Regions from separate parts of the Homo sapiens genome. Here region 2 is linked to region 1. Evidence: chromatin loops called from intact Hi-C (ENCODE). Cell type or tissue: chondrocyte. All regions are shown on one strand. Each heading gives the region's core, and the rest is flanking DNA. Links, peaks and the distances in the headings are about the cores only.

Evidence for each region. Hi-C counts contacts between places; a loop is a spot of excess contacts. Peaks named below come from ENCODE experiments on the same cell type or tissue, not always from the same donor. Only the 100,000 strongest peaks of a DNase experiment are listed, where the experiment ranks them.
Region 2: a loop joins it to region 1, with 17 times the contacts of the local background. A loop is called at or near these places in 8 of 110 quality-filtered maps.

What each region holds. Positions count from the first base shown.
Region 1 is chr18:74,348,931-74,357,264 of GRCh38, reverse strand. C18orf63 (chromosome 18 open reading frame 63) reads right to left here. Exons shown (of 14, transcript NM_001174123.2): 12 at 2,997-4,019; 13 at 2,719-2,808; 14 at 1-784. The coding sequence ends at 2,752. Among named protein-coding and RNA genes, the nearest start is that of C18orf63, 37 kb to the right of the region's middle. RefSeq lists an enhancer at 8,141-8,310. In chondrocyte, for the core only: a CTCF peak has its summit at 3,897 (motif pointing left); no DNase peak of the experiment used is centred there.
Region 2 is chr18:76,345,857-76,354,190 of GRCh38, reverse strand. No RefSeq gene overlaps it. Among named protein-coding and RNA genes, the nearest start is that of LINC01893, 140 kb to the right of the region's middle. In chondrocyte, for the core only: CTCF peaks have their summits at 4,696 and 4,929 (motif pointing right); no DNase peak of the experiment used is centred there.

The DNA.
Region 1 (8,334 bases), core at 174-8,173:
GCTGTCTCATCCATTTCTGCCATGGACACAGTGTTGTCCCCACTGCCTGGCACACAGAAGATGCTAATGAGTACTGGTGGAAACAGAAATCTCCACCCCAATAAAGGCTCCAGTTTTGTTGAGAAATAGCTTTTACATTTATTCAGGGCTTCCTGTTAATTTGCATATAAAAGCAAAAGTGAAATTTAGTGAGCCTGCAGAGATATAGTAGAGATCCCCAAAATGTAATATATATATACACATTCTTTTTTTCTTAAAAAATATACTATATCTTATGTTAGAAATATATACACTTTGGTGTTTATGGGTAAAATTATATGATGTCTTGAATTTGCTTTAAAAGATTATAGCAAAAAAAAGCATGTCTGTGAGGAACAGATGAAACAGTGGCAAAATATTAATAACTGGTAGATCTGGGTGATAGGTACTTAGAGGTTCTTCATACTCTTATCTGTGCTTTATGTGGTTTGATAATTTCAATAAGGGCAAAATAAAGATATTTTCAACTATCAAAACTACTGTATAAGATCATTGGATATTTTGCAAAGATCTGCAGACTACATGATGTTGTAATAGTGAAAAGTTGGGAAGAACTGAAGTGTCTATCAATAGGGGACTAGTTAAATACAGAAACCCACATACAACAAGATGCTATGCAAACAATAAAAAGAAACTGTCAAGTGAAAAAGGAGGTTCCACAGCAGTAAGTAGAGCTGATTTCATGGTCACAGGAGTGTGAGAGGCATCTGGAAGAGTGTTCATCCTATATTCAGAATGCTCATCTCTGCAAAGAGAAATTACAGATGGTTTTTTACTTTTTTCTTGAAACTGCTCTGTACTACTCAAGTATAGGAGTATGTATTAATTTTATATTTAGGGGAAATTATTTTCTATAATGATTCCTGTTATTGGGAGCTAAATAATATATACACGTGGACATAGAGTGCAGAATGATAGAAAGAAGAGTAGGGCGTTGACAGATAGAAGAAGGGAGGGGGGGTGAATGATGAGAAATTACTTAATCAGGTACAATGTACATTATTCCAATGATGAATACACTAAAAGCCCTGACTTTACCCCTACAATACATGCAGGTAACAAAGTTGCACTTGTACCCCACAAATTTATACAAATAAAATATTAAAAATGTTCTCGTTATTCCTTCTACCTGATGAAATTATTTTAAAAATTTAATATTTATTGACTTTGAGACAGGGTCTCACTTTGTCATTCAGGCTGGAGTGCAGTGGCAAACACAGTTCACTGCAACCTCTACCTCCCAGGCTCAAGCAATCCTCCCACCTCAGTCCCCGAAGTAGCTGGGACTATAGGCATGCACCACCACGCCCAGCTAATATTTCTGGCAGGGGACAGAGTCTCACTCTGTCACCCAGGCTGGAGTGCAATGGCGTGATCTCAGCTCACTGCAATCTCCACTTCTCGGGTTCAAGTGATTCTTCTGCCTCAGCCTCCTGAGTAGCACGTCCAGCTAATTTTTTGTACTTTTAGTAGAGAAGGGGTTTTGCCATGTTGCCCAAGCTGGTATCAAACTCCTGATCTCAGGTGATCCACCTGCCTCAGCCTCCCAAAATGCTGGAATTACAGGCGTGAGCCACCATGCCCGGCCCTAATTTTTTATATTTTTTGTGGAGACAGGGTCTCACCCATGTTGCCCAGGCTGGTCTGGAACTCCTGAGCTCAAGCAATCTGCCTGCCTCAGCCTCCCAAAGTGTAGGAATTACAGGTGTAAGCCCCCCCTCCTGGATGACTTTTTAATTTTAAAAATTGTGTCAGGACTTAAGTAGTTCAAAGTGGGAAAGTGCTATATTTCTAAAACAATATGAAACCTAGAATAGATTTCATTGATTTCTAAAAATGCAAGTAACATCTTAAAGGCACATGCATTTTTCCCTCAGTCACCTACTGAGTGCATTAAAATATTAAGATGTCAAAAAGTACATAAAATACAACATCATAACGTATATAGGAATAGACTCAAATACTTTCTGGTTAATTAAAATCAGGCTGAAAATTTTATTAGTTATAGGAAGAAATAGCAGTTGGAAAAGAAAATGTTTTCTAGTTGGTTCTTAAAGAATCTGAATTGAAAGTATTCCAATAGTTCTATGTAAAAAAATAACTTGTGGGTATTTTAGTAATATGTTTGTTCTTAGAATAGAACAGATGGCAGAACAAAATAAAATGTAATTTCCAGATGTATCATGTTGTAAATTCAGTGCCATGAACTGGGCATTATTAACTGAGTATCAAGTTTAAACATAGCCAGCACTGTAGCACTTTTGGAGTAAATTTTAACTAAATGATTAACCTTTGAAACATCATTTAAGGTTTATTATCTTGGGTAGGTATCCCAAAAAGTGGATATTGTAGTAGCTGTTCAAATCTTCTATTTTTAGATAGTCTGCTGCTGCTGTGTGAGCTCTTCCTAGTCTGCAAGGATCCCCAGAACAGAGTGAGGGGGAGCCCACAGTGGACCATTTGCACCCATCCCTCTTTGAAATCATTACAAAACAGCTGCTGTGTATGGTCCTTATTCAAGGAGTGAACTGTTCCCACCATGTCCTATTTCTTTGCTGATTTTACGGTTTCAAAGAATTTAAAAGTAGCTGCTTTTTACCAAGAGGTTGGGGACCCCTAAACTTGGCAATCCCAATTCAGATAATGTAAAAACAAATCAAAAGCTATCACTTCAGTTACCTGGTAGACATTTCCTTCTTTCAGGTCCATGTTCTAAGCATTATGAATGATGAGAGATTTCTTAAGTTTTGATTTATCCGAGTCAAGTATCTGTATTAGATTGAAGAATCACATTTGTTACAAATTAACTGCATAGACTTACAGTCGCTCTAGGGTAGATATTCTGTTTATTAATTAGTATGGTTCTAAATGATCTTAGGGAAATCATTTAAATCCTTATTTAGGGGTTTTAAGGGTCTAGCATATGATAAGTAGTGCCAGATTAATTTTTTTTTTACCTGCTTCTTAGAAGAACTGGATTGGCCATAGTGCACAGTATCGGAATGATGCTTCTTTGAAGTTTTGGAAGACTCTGGACATAATTTTCTTTTAGACCTGTGGGCTATTTTGCTTACTATCAACCTGTGGTCACTTGTACCAACTTCTTTAGCTTGATTTTCTGATTGCTGCTGTAGCAGTCGTGGATCTTCGGTTTCTCCATCTGATTCAAAAATGTGTGGCTGTCTTTTCAGTTTTAGTGACCCATGGCTTTTCCCTAAAATTTGTGTTATACCTTTGCCTGTTAAATTTTCTTTTCCTTTCATTTGGAAGTCAACAGCACTTTTTACCACCCCTAAATTGTTATTTGACACCACAAATACTGCACTATTAGATAGTTGCTTATTTTTGTTTAAACTCACAGTCGATTTTCCACGAGAAGAGGGAAATTTTGTCATATTTTCAGAAGACTCTGTATTTTTTTCTTGCAGAGGTCTGGAATTCTCCTGATTTAAATTGTTAGCAGCCTGCATCTGAATGTTACTACTATAACGGTTTTTTATAGCTGGACCTAAATTCAGTTTGTCATGCTGGATCATACTAGTTTTGAGTGAAAACAATTTAGATTGTGTCACATCATGCTGTTTTCTTTTTGGGCTGCCAAGTACTGAGGTATTTTTGTTCATTTGTAACAATCTATTTTTGAAAACTGGTACAAACTTAGGGGTGATGTTGCTTTGGGAGCTAAGATTTGTGTGCTGAACTTGAGTATTTCCTCTGTTGGGCATTAATACTTCTGAATGTACTTGTGGAGCCCTGATAGACAGGGATTTCTTTCTACCCTGAACAGACTCTGGCTGGAGATGCAAAGCTGAGAAAATGCCTGATGTTGGCTGGCTGACTGAAAGCTCCACCTTGTGGTCCACTGCTACTGAACATGGTAGAAGACTTTGAGCACAGGCAGGCTTTCTGGAAGTGGCTTGAGTCAGAGATGCCCTAAGCATTTTTTTAGTGGTCAAATTGGGTGGCTTGACTTTGTGTTCCTGAAAAGGATAGAGATTAAAAAAAAATTTAAAATGTTAATAATGTCCTTAATGGAAAAGAAATAAAATATAAAGTATCATCCAAATAAGAATATAAAGCAACACTATGATTTACAGAACAGGTAAAGAAAAACAAAATAAAAATGAGCCTTCTGGTGGAAATGAGTACATTTCTTATGGTTTGTATCCTCCTTTAGATACTATCCAAGATACTATCTTAAGATAAAGGTATATACTACATTTCATATAAATCTACCATAAAAACCATTCACACAGCTACCCACTGTCCTCCAAACATGCTCATGCTGCTGCCTTGCTCACTGAGCAAGGTATGACCTCCTTCAGATACTCAAAGTCCCACCTTCTCCCACCCATCAATCTACCACAGAGCGACTGTTTTTCTGTCAACTCTCCAAGGATCTGCTATCAATTAAATAATATTTGTCACAAAAAAATATTACAAGGTAAGCTCTCTTATCTTTTAGTGCACATATTCCATCTTCCTAAGTAGGTACCAGATTCTTGGAGGGTAAGAACCATGACTTATTTACTCTTATATCCTTCACAGTTACTAAAAATCCTTGTTGAAAGAAATTAATGAAGAGGTGGCTGCATCTATACTGGGCCTTTAGGAATAAGTGGGATTTTGACTACAGGGAAGGCGCTATCTGTGTCTTAATCATGTTTACTTTTTCACTGCCTACCACAGTGCCTGGTACGTGGTAGCAATTCAGCAAGTATTTGTCAAAGAAATTTGTCAGATACATTAAAAAGAGCCAAGCGTTTACAGTCTTTTAAAGATGAACTGTGGATACACACACACATACACATAAATAATATAAAATTTACCATTTTAACCATTTTTAAGTGAACGATTCAGTGACTTTAAGTACATTTACCACTGTACTGTATTATATAACCATCAATACTATTTCCAAAAATTTTTTTTCATTCCAAACAGAAACTTTGTACTCTGTAAATAGTAATTTCCTGTTTCCTCTTCCTTCTAGCCCCTGGTAACCTCTATTTTACTTTCTATTCTATGAATTTGCCCATTCTAGGTACCACATGTAAGTGGAATCATACAATATTTGTCTTTTTGTGTCTGGCTTATTTCATTTAGCATAATGTTTTCAGGGTTCATTTATATTGCAACATGAGTCAGGATTTATTCCTTTTAATGACTGACTATTCCACTGTACTTATATAGCATATTTTATCCACTCATCTCTTGGTGGAAGTATTGTCTTTTAAAGTACATATCTTGTCCTGTTGTCTGTAAAAGAGTGATAGGTAGCAATAACCTGAAACACTGAACACCAAGTTCTTTTCTCACTTTCCCCATCAAAACACAGGTTCACAGCTTGAAATAAACATTTTAAAACTGCTAGGAATAATATGCAAACTTGAATGACTGGTTTTTCTCTCCACTACTGGAGGTTCCATTGTTGAATTAGGTTGAGAAGAGAATAGGAAAGATTTTGGGAAATCAGAGTTGGAAATAGGCACAAGTAAGAGACTAATCCAATTATCTATTAGGCATAAACAAATCACACCAACATTTAGTTGCTTAAAACCAATAATAATTATGTTATCATCTCTCACTATTCTGGGGGTTGGCTTGGCTTAGTTTGGCATCTCTCATGCTGTGTGGTTAGATACTCTGCAGCTGGAGTCACCTTGGAGTCACTTCCTCTTTCACATGTGATGCGTGATGCTGGCTGTTGGCTGGAATGCTGACAGGCAGTCTCTTCCTGTGCTGGGGATCTCTCACAGATTGGGTTCCAAGAACAAATGTCCCCAGAAAGACCAGGTGGAAGCTGTTTCTCCTAAAGACCTAGCCTCAGGGTATGTTGCATCACTCTGTCATAGGGACATCCAGACTCAAGAGAACGAGACCCATACCTCAATGGGAGGAGTATTGTCCCATGACCAAAATGATGTGGAGAAGGAAATTCCAGGAAACTTAGTTCCATAATACTTAAGTTGACATAATAGAAAGTCATTATAGAGGACAATACTCCTCCTTCCATGTTGACTATTCTTGGGAAAAACGGAAAGTCCCCAAGAAAATATTGAGTGAGATTTGGGGGCGATGCTGAAAATAGGTGATTGGGATTCATTTCTTATCTGGAGATTACTTCAGTTGGAGGCTTACCCATGCCACCAGGGCAAGAAGACACACCGTCTTAGTTTCTTTTGGCTGCTATAACAAAGTAGGTAGTTTATAAGCAACAGTTTTGGAGGCTGGGAAGTCCAAGATCAAGGCAAATCTCTCTTGGGCCTTTTAAATAAGAGCACTAATCCTGTTTAGCACAGCTCTACCCCTATGACCTAATCACCTCCCAAAGACCCTACCTCCTAATATCATCACCTTGGGAGTTAGGGTTTCAACATTTAAATTTTGGAGAAACACATTCAGAGCATAGCACATCCTTCTTAATTTGCCCATTATTTTCAAGGGGTGCAAAGAAAACCCAGCTAAGTTTCATGACCCTGAATGAAGAAATACAGAAGTTAACCAAGGAAGAATTACTGGCTTACTGCCCCTTGACATTGCTCAGCTGAGTGAAAAAGCATGCATCAAGAAGGGGTTTGTATTAGAACAGAAACATATTATCTCAGTTTTAGAGCCTTGAAGTCTGAAACCAAGGTGTTGGCAGGGCTGGTTCCTTCAGAGGGCCAGGAGGAAAGGATCTGTTCCGGGCCTGTTTCCTCGGCTTGTAGATGACCATCTCCACCTTCACATGGTGTTCTTCCTCTATGTGTGTCTGTATCCAATTGCCCCTTTTCATAAGAACACTAGTCATATTGGATTAAGGGCCCACCCTACTACAGTATAACTTCATTTTAACTAACTATATCTGCAGTGACCCTATGTCAAATAAGGTCACATCCTAAGGAACTGGGGGTTAGGATTTCAGTGTATGTATCTGAGGGGTACACAATTCAACCTGTAACAGGGTTGGATATACACTTCTGGAGAGAACAGAGAGAGGAGGGAGCTGTTTTTCTGAAGACTCCCTGTACAAGGGAGCTAGGGTAAAGCTAAAAAGTAACTGATAAAACCTCATATACTATCTCTGTTGAGATACCATATGAGCAGAGACCACCACCATTAAATCAACCCAGGTCAAGAAGTGAAGGTGTGAAGGCCTCCTACCCCCACACCCCACAGCCAATCTCTATGCTGTGACTGCAATGGATAGGATGGACTGGTGTTCAACCTCCATTCCACCCTCCTCCTTGTGCTCCTATACAGACTAAAGCCTGGAAATCTAAAATTTATATTTCATCTTTTGCAGCTAGGGTTTGGATGTGATTTAGAACCAGCCAATCAGATGCACTCATAAAATATTTGGAAGTAGAAGTAAGGTCTAGCCACACTTCTGTTTTTGCAGAAACGCTTAACTATGAATGCCTTTGATTTTCAGTTACAGAGTTAGCAGCTTAAGTGTAGGGGAGCAGAATGTAGGGCACCATTCTCTTGCTATAGAGGAGTAGTCCTCAATCATTTTGTCACCAGGGACCAGTTTTGTGGAAGACAATTTTTCCATGGACCGGGGTGGTGGGGGGGATGGTTTTGAAATGAAACTGTTCCATCTCAGATCATCAGGCATTCGATTCTCATAAGGAGCATGCAACCTAGATCCCTCGTGTACGCAGTTCACAATAGGGTTCGTGCTCCTACAAGAATCTAATGCTGCTGCTGATCTGACAGGAGGCAGAGCTCAGGCGGTAATGCTCGCTCGCTCTCCTGCTACTCACCTCCTCCTGTGTGGCCTGGTTCCTAACAAGCCATGGACTGGTAGGTCCATGACCTGGGGGGTTGGGGACCCCTGCTATAGAGCATACTAGGCAAACATACCAGTGCACTTCACCACATACCACTGCCCTCATCCTATGCAAGGTTTCTCTGCACAGATGCTATCGTGAGAAGAAGGGTTCCTAAATTGGATTGAAGAACATTTCTACCTTAAAGAGATGTTTTGTCATAAGGGACTGAGTCACTTTGAAGTGTCCAGATTGAATTTTTTTCCGTTTCATGAAAAAAAGTTAAAGAATTAAAATGAATTATAGAAAAGCAAAGAACACCCACTGTTTGGACCCTTGGGTTCTATAAACTGTAGTAACATTTAAACAACATATCTACTACTTGAGATAAAAGAAAACTCATAGGCAGATTCATATAAGTTATTTGTATTCGAACATAAAACTGTACTAGAATATGTGTGTGGTATATGAAATATGTTTATATTCACACACTGTTTCTTCTTCAGCTGTCTTTTGGAAATATACATATGGTGAACATAAT
Region 2 (8,334 bases), core at 243-8,242, 2.0 Mb before region 1:
GAGAGAGAAATTTACAAGAAGTTAATACTTAAAAGGGCTACCTGTGTGTCAGGAACTCTGATGTTTTCATCTAATTTATCTTATTCGAGTCTCACAGTGCTCTTCAACATAGGCACTATTAACTCAATTTTATAGATGAAAACTGACAGAGAAGGGTAGCGTACCCAAAGAGACACAGCCAGGAACCTGCGGAAACAGCAGTGGAGTCCATGTCTGCTGTGCTTGCAGACCTACCACTCTGCACTCTTCTGCTTTGTTGTACTGACTGGAGGGATGCATGCAGTTAGTAAGAAGGATCATCCCTGTGGCATGTCCCTGTCTGTTGAGCATCACTATAAAGGAATATCTGAGGCTAGGTAATTATTCAGAAAAGAGGTTTATTTGGCTTACGGTTCTGCAGGCTGTGTAGGAAGCACAGCACCAACATCTGCTGGGATTCTGGTGAGGCTTCAGGCTGCTTCCACTCATGGTGGAAGGTGGAGGGGAGCTGGTGTGTGCAGAGATCACACGGCAGAGAGGAAGCAAGGGGGTGAGGTACCAGGCTTTTAAACAACAGGCCTCCTGGGAGTTAGTAGAGCAAGAAATCCCTAAACCCCCAACCCCCAGGAGGGAATTAATCTACTCATGAAGGATCTGCCTCCATAACCCAGACACCTTCCCTTAGGCCCACCTCCAACATTGAGGACGAAATTTGGACATGAGGTTTGGATGGGACACGTATCAAAACTATAGCACATGTTGCCACTTTTCAAAACACTGAGACACCCATTACCCGCATGGATCACCGCAGCGACCTAGGGTGTGGATCCTGTCAGCGAGATGATTGGAGGTCCTCAGTGGATCAAAACAAGACGTTTTGGATTTCTGAGCTTCTGCCTCAGAGGGATCAAGGCTTCTTTTGGGTGACCTTCTGTAAGTTCAGCTGTAACGTGCATGGGGGTAAGAACGCTGGGATCTCCCCAGACCTGGGTGTGAGTTCCAGGTGTGTTGCATGCCAAGTGGGCATGTCCAGTAGCCTTTTTCTTCCCATTTCTATCTCCTTCTCTGTCAATTGTTTCCCTTACTCATGTGGACATGCTCAAGACACTCCCTTCCCAAAAACACCACCAAGGAAACACCTTCCTGGGACCCCAGAACCCTCTACACCTGTTGTATCCTTACCTTTCCTCCTTCCTAAAACCTCGTCCGTGATCACTTTACCCTCCTTGTTCTAGCTTTTATCACCAACACCTGCTTCACTGCACTGTCTCTCCTCAAACTTACCAAGATCCTCGTAGTCATTGAGTATAATTATTTTGCCTTAAATAAAGCTAGGATAAAATGCAGAGTAAAAGGAAAAAAATACACATTACATACACGCACATTTCTATATATTTTTCACTCGCCAGATGCAACAATTGCAATATTTTACCAAGTTTTGTTTCTACCCTTTGTTGTCATTTGTCCTGGAATATTTCAGTGATTCTCAGACATTGTGTCATTTCGACTGTAAATAATTCAGTGTGCATCTCTGAGCGATTGAGATATCATCTGTAGATCTAGTTATGTATCTATCTATGAATGCTACGTTCCCTTCCATCCACCTCTCTGGCCTTGTCCTCTGTGTTGACCCTGGGGAAGAACTACCTGGACTACCTGGGTCTTTCTTCCTGGGATTACACACCTGCCAGCTCACCCCAGCTCACTCTGTGTTGCTACCACAGGAATTTGCTGGAACACAGATCATTCAACTTCCTTGGTTGAAATCGTTCAGTAATTTTCTGTTACCTCCAGAAACACCCCAAATGCTTCCCTGTGCCATGCAAATCATTTCGTGATTTGACGCCCACAAGTCATCCGCTGGCACTCGATGCCAAACGAGGTGCGTTCACGGTGCTGCGCTCCTGCGCGCCGCTTTTCCTGCCTTCTCAGAGGCTCCGGTTGAGGGGAGCGGCCCGGGAGCCTTGGCCGACTCTGACTCCTCCTCCTGCCTCTCCCACGCCAGAGGAGGCTGGGTTCCCGCCTCTCCCCTGTACTCCCCCCAGCTCTCTGGACATCCTGGCGTGCTATTGCACCAGTCACAACATCTGAAAGTAAACAGACCCTCTCTGCCTCCTCCCACTGAGCTGAGCTTGGCAGTGCTTGAGGCAGACACACCGCACTGCATTTCTGTGGCTGTACCAAAGCCAGGCCCGTGGCTCTCCGTGTGTATGTTTCGTAAATGAACACATGGTGATGAGTGCGTGCCTCAGTTTCCACAGCTGTGCAGTGGGAATGGCCATCTCCCAGTATTGGTGTTACTGTGGCAAACGATATATGGGCTGCATTTTGTCAACTTTAATGCGATATGTAAATGTAAGTTGGAATTACTTCCAAGAAATTTGAGTGACAATGTTTTTTCAAGTCCCATAAAGTTGTCTTTAAATAAGCATGGTCTCTAGACACCAGCATTTTTTTTTCTTTCTTAAACTATATTGCGTTTATGAATCTGGAAATTTCTGTTACCTATGACACACAAGATGTAAGTCATTTTCCCTTGTTCAATAAATTTTTTTAACTAGGTAAACAGTTGGATTTCTTCTCCTATCCACGAAAGTATAGGTTTCAGGTAGACTGAAAAAGCAAGCTGATGACTTTTTTTTTTTTTTTGAGACAGAGTCTCACTCTGTCATCCAGGCTGGAGTGCAATGACACTATCTCAGCTCACTGCAACCTCTCTCTCCCGGGTTCAAGTGATTCTCCTGCCTCAGCCTCCTGAGTAGCTGGGATTACAGGCGTGCACCACCACGTCTGGTTAATTTTTGTATTTTCAGTAGAGACAGGGTTTCACCATGTTGGTGAGGCTGGTCTTGAACTCCTGACTTCGTGATCCACCCGCCTCGGCCTCCCAAAGTGCTGGGATTACAGGCATGAGCCACCGCACCCAGCCGCTGATGACGCTCTTAATGAGAACTGTTTTATTATTATTTGACAACTATTAAAGAAGAGCTGATCATACTCTCTGAGGACAGGAATTACTTAATAGAAACCAGTGAACACCCCGCGATGTTTAGACCTGTAGTTTCAGGCCTCCAGCCCTGCTGGGATGAAGTGCCTGCGAGGATGGGTTCCGTCACTGGCTTTTACTGGGCTGGTAAAGGGAAACTCAGCCGATTTCTCAGCATTTCACATGTTACCTTATCTGGGTGGCTCTTTTCTCGGGCTTGTGAGTGTCCTAAGCTGCCTCAGATCTGCCCTGGCCGTTCTGAAATGGAGGTGGACTTGGAAAAAGAAAAAGGCTTTTCCTGTTTATTGGGGCGGTGCTAGTTGGACAGAATTCCGGAGAGGACGGGCGATTCTCTGCGGGATCAGGTGGTGACGGTTTTCTGGGTGCCTCTGCCCGGTGCTCTGGGAGGTGCTGAGCAAAGGACACCGCGTGGGGCCGTGGGAGGGTGAGAGGCTCTGGTCACGGCACAGACTTCCCACGGGGGGAAAGCGGGCGATTGACTGTCACGGGGCAGCTTAGGGGCTGCTCCCTGAGGCTGTGCCGGCACCAGGCGGCTCCGGATCCCCCCGTCAAGGGGCCTGCTCTGCGGCCCGACCACAACACGGGTGAGCAGGACGCGGTGCCCGCAGAGAGTGGGCCTGCCACCCGGAGGGAAGCGGCGCAGGCAGCCTGCTGTCCCCGGGTCCCGCCGCTTTCGCAAAGAGCCAGCCGGCTCCGGCCACGATCGTCTTTGCAGCCCGAGGTCAGGTTGGATGGCTGGGATTGCTGAATACACACAGGCCGGCGGGTCCACACTGAAAGTGCGTTTCGGTGACCACTTAGGAAGCTGCCATTGGCTTTGCAATTCTGGGGCCACCTGTGGGGCCTGGCCCACCTTGCGCCGGGAAGGCGGTGGCCCCAGCTGTCCTGGCCCCACTCTGAAGTGGCCACTCCCCCGGCTCTCTGCTCTCCAGAAGCTGCTGCTGGGCGTCCTACACCCGTGGCGCAGGCTCAGGTGTGATTTCAACCTGCGACCCTGGATCCAGGAGTGGCCCCCTTCAGTGTGAGAAGAGCCCCCGCCGAGACAGGCAGTTATTCAAAGAAAAGTCTCGTGACAAATACACAGTTAGGTTTTTGTTAGGGATTTGCCTTACATTAATTTTAAAATCAGAGAGTTAGAAAACTTGAAGGTTGAAACACTCTTCAGGGACCACGCAGTCTAAAATTTTCCGTCAGGCTGAGGTCTGGAGAGGCTGTGCGTTCACAGGTCCTTAGTGAGCCCCTTCAGTTTTACTCTATGTTTCTGTTATTTTATTTTTTATTTTTTTTGGTATTTTTAGTAGAGACGGGGTTTCACCGTGTTAGCCAGGATGGTCTCTATCTCCTGACCTCGTGAGCCACCCGCCTCGGCCTCCCAAAGTGCTGGGATTACAGGCGTGAGCCACCGCGCCCGGCCGTTTCTGTTATTGTTACATCGTCAAGATTACATTTGCCTTTCAGGTTTTCTGCGTTAAGCACCTTTTCTCTCCATTGCGTTCTCACCACCTTGTCCCCCTCGGTTTTGCATTCTTCACTCTTCTCAATGTAGCTTAACTTTCCCCACATTCTCTCTGCTTACTAAGAAGCGGGAAAGACGGCCTTCCTGTGTTCTGACATTTTTCCTGGGTTTGCCCCGTGCAGTGCCCCCGGGAACAAAAGGGCCTGTCCTCCCTTGGCGTGCAGGCCAGCAGGACAGGTACTCATTTAGCCTTGGGGCTTCCCCGCCTTCGCCTTCGTACTTTCGCCTCCCGCAGAATGTGCCAGAATCAGTTCTCAGGGGAGTTCTCAGCGCTTCTCTAGTAAGCAGGGATGGAAGTGATTGCAAACCAACAGTCAAAGGGACCATCTCTCCGCGCCCGATCTTCCTTTATCCGTTTTTGAAGGGCTTCTCTAATTTCTTCTCAAAAGCCCGTTTTCCTGAAGTTGCCCTCTTCCACCACTAGATGGCAGGCGGACGTCACACATGAATGTAAAGCAACGCCGAATGCAAATTCATTCACCTCGTTGTCTTCAGCCAGCATAAATTAAGCACCCGCTGCATGCGGAAGGGGCTACCAAGATGAAGATGACATGCTTGGCCCCCGGGGCCACACGGTGCTTGGCAGGGTGACACAGGCCCACGGTGATGAGGGTATGCGCTGTTTGCCCGCGGATCTTGACGGAACCCCTGCCACATTCGCGCTGACTTCCAGGCACTGGAGATTCAGCAGCTCAGAAGTCGAGGGCCCATCTCTCATGGGGTTTTGTGTTCTCCTAGGGTTGCAAGCAGTAATCAGACAAGCAGATACATGCAGACATCTCAGAAAGAGACAAGTGCGACAGGCAGAGCCTGGCAGGGGGTCTGGAGGCGGAGAACTTGGTCTCATCCCAGGGCCTCTGCATGCAGGCCGAGCAGTCAACAGCACTCAGGGCGCAGGAGAGGACAAGGACTGGAGGGAGACCGCTGCATGCGCCCAAGGAAGGGAGACCTTCCACACCGGAGCTCCGCACAGGAGCAGGAGGGAGGGCAGGCCAGAGAGCAGGGCGCGTGGCTGCATTCTCCCGGCCGCGCAGACCCTGCTAAGGCGTGTTGCCCGGTGGGTGACATAATCTGATTTGTGTTTGTCAAAGACAAACATAAATTGGCTCTTGGCTGTTGGCAGTTGGCAGAATGGATCTCCCTGCCTGTGTGGAATGTACTTTGGTAGTGGACACAAAAGCTGAAAGCCGTTGTTCACAGGCCCTGGAGGAGGCTGGAGCAGGTGGGCGGGAGCTGTGGGGCTTACAGGACCTGCATGGCTGGACAAGAGAAGGGTTCTGGGTGGATGCCCCCTGGCCTCCTGGGCCTGACTGAGCAGCCTCAGACCTGGAGCAGCCTCAGGCCTGGGTGCCTGGGCCTCGGGGTGTGTGAAGTGGTGTGATTGACTCAACGTGGGGAGGATGGGAGAGGAACGCGTGATTTGGGGGTAGGACCTGGAGTTCTTGGGGGTTCAGGGAAGCATCGTCCACAGCTACCCACATGGGTCTGCATTTATGAAGGCAACTAGCGGCTGGGGATGGAAAGTCTGAGTGCTCGGAAGGTGTCTCCAGGCTGGAGAGTGGGTGCCTTGAGGGCGGAGCAGGGCTCGGCGTGAGCTGGAGGAGCGGTGGGAGCCCCCCTTCATCTTGGGCTCAGAGAATGAGGGGAAGAGCCCTGAGCAGCACAGGGAGAGGCTGCCCACGTGGCTGAGGGGGCAGGAAGAGGACAGCCGGGCTCAGGGACCAGGAGCGCGAGGGGGGCAGCAGCTGAGGGGGCACCTGGGGCATCTGGGGACGGCTCTCACTGGGCCGGCTGGAGGTGTGAGGCAGAGGACACAGATGTTCCGTTTTGGGGAATAGTTTCCTTCTTCCTAAGCGGGACAGGAGTGTATTTGCCTGCTCAGGCTGCCACACAGGACGCCAGGCCTGGGCAGCTTCACAGCCGGGTCTTTTTCCACCCATCATGTCCTATCAGGTGTCCACCCTAGTGACCTCACGTAACCTTCATGACCTCCTAAAAGACCCTGTCTCCACACCAATCAGGTTGGGGGTGAGGGTCTCATACTGCGGGTGACAGGGAGATGGAGCTCAGCCTAGAGCAGGGTCCCCCACCCTGGGAGGAGGCTGGGGAGGAGCAGGTGCAGGAGGAGGGGCTGGCCACTCAGACATGGGCCTCAAGGATGATGCAGGGGAAACTGAGGCAAGGCACGCCTCCTTCCTGTCTTGCCTGGGGCTGGCTCCTGAGCACCAGCCTCACAAAGCTGGACCGGGCAGGTGCGAGCCTCAGGGCTTTCTATGACCTGGGGAGGCTGCAGTGTGGTAAAGAACCAGGCAGAGGCCAGCACCCCGGTGCCTCAAGGGACGCAGTAGGGTGGGGAACAGAAGGGGTACAGGCCGTGACTCCTCACAGTGGGGGGCGTGGGGCTGGGCTGCCTCCCGTCATCTTTACTGGTGGAGTGCTTTGTGGAGAGTGTGTGAGCCGATGGCTGGTTTGAAAGGCGGGAAGCCGAGAGCTGATTGTTCAGAGAGAAACTGGTGGCGGAGCAAGGCTGACCAAATTGTCAAGCCCACATTGTCATGGTTGAGGGACTTTGTGCCTCTGGGACTGCCGTAAGGAGCAACGGCTCCTCAGGCTGGCCCGATACAAATGACGTTTGATTCTCAGACTAAAACGAGGGCTCAGGTACTCTGGGGAGAGGATGTGCCGTGGGGCCTCCGCAGGGACCCAGTGTCCCCGGGAGCCAGGTGTGGTCCTGGCCGCCCACGGCCCCAGCCCTGAGTCTACCCCCGGGTTCTGTCCCGCTGTCCCCTGTCTGGATGGAATTCGTCTGCTCAGCTGTCTGCCTGCGTGTGGCCTCCAGTGGCTGCACCAGCCCCTGGATCTACGCGACCCTTGGCTCAGGCTGGGAGCTCACAGGCAGAGTTTATCCCTATCCCAGGCCTGGGCTCCTAAGAGAGGACGTGGCAGTCCCTGCTTACCTCTCGCAGGCCAATGGTGGGCCACAAGAGCCGCTCATGCCCCACCGGCCCGGCCCTGACTAGTCAGTTCCAGCCAACCGCTGGGGACCTTGGGCAGTGCAGGCTCAGCTGAGGCCAGGCAGGAAGGATGCCACCCTTCGGACGCAGTTCCGGAGCCCGTGGGGAGGTGGGAGGCAGGACGCAGCAGCGAGTGCCCGGCCCTTGTGTGGAACTGACTGGAGGCTCATTGGTCCCTTGTGAATGACTCCCTGACTGGATTTTCTTCACCTTTTGAAATAATAAGTATGATAGAAAGTTCTGGAAAACAGCCCTCGATGAGTCAAGTGTAGGTGGATTAGACTTCTGAGGTATTCCTAGATTTTCAAATTTAAGTATTTTTCTAGATGAAAGCTTGACAGTTAGCTCACCTATAAATACAGTGAATTTAACTAAAGCTAGAAATATTTCTGGTTTTGGGAAAGATGCATATCTTCTAATCTTGGCCACCATTTGGAAACATTTCAGAAGCCCAATAATAGACACCCTGTGTTTTTCCATATTTTGATCGACAAATACCAAATGTTGTCTCTGTCCTGGGCAGCAGGCCACATGTGATCAATGAAACACTGTCCTCCGCGAAGCACCTGTGCTTCCTGGAACACTTTCCTTGGGCCTTCGCTCAGCTTGTTGCCTCACTTCATCTGGGTCTCACAGGTCTCAGCCCCCATGCCCCTTCCCAGAGGGCAGGTACAGCTGCCCTGGCTGCTTGTGGAAGCTAGAATGCTCCCTTATCATGCTCTATCCACTTGTCTGCTGTTTTTCTTTCTAGTACTTGCCACTATGTGTCATTCATACACACACACACACACACACACACACACACACACACACAAACA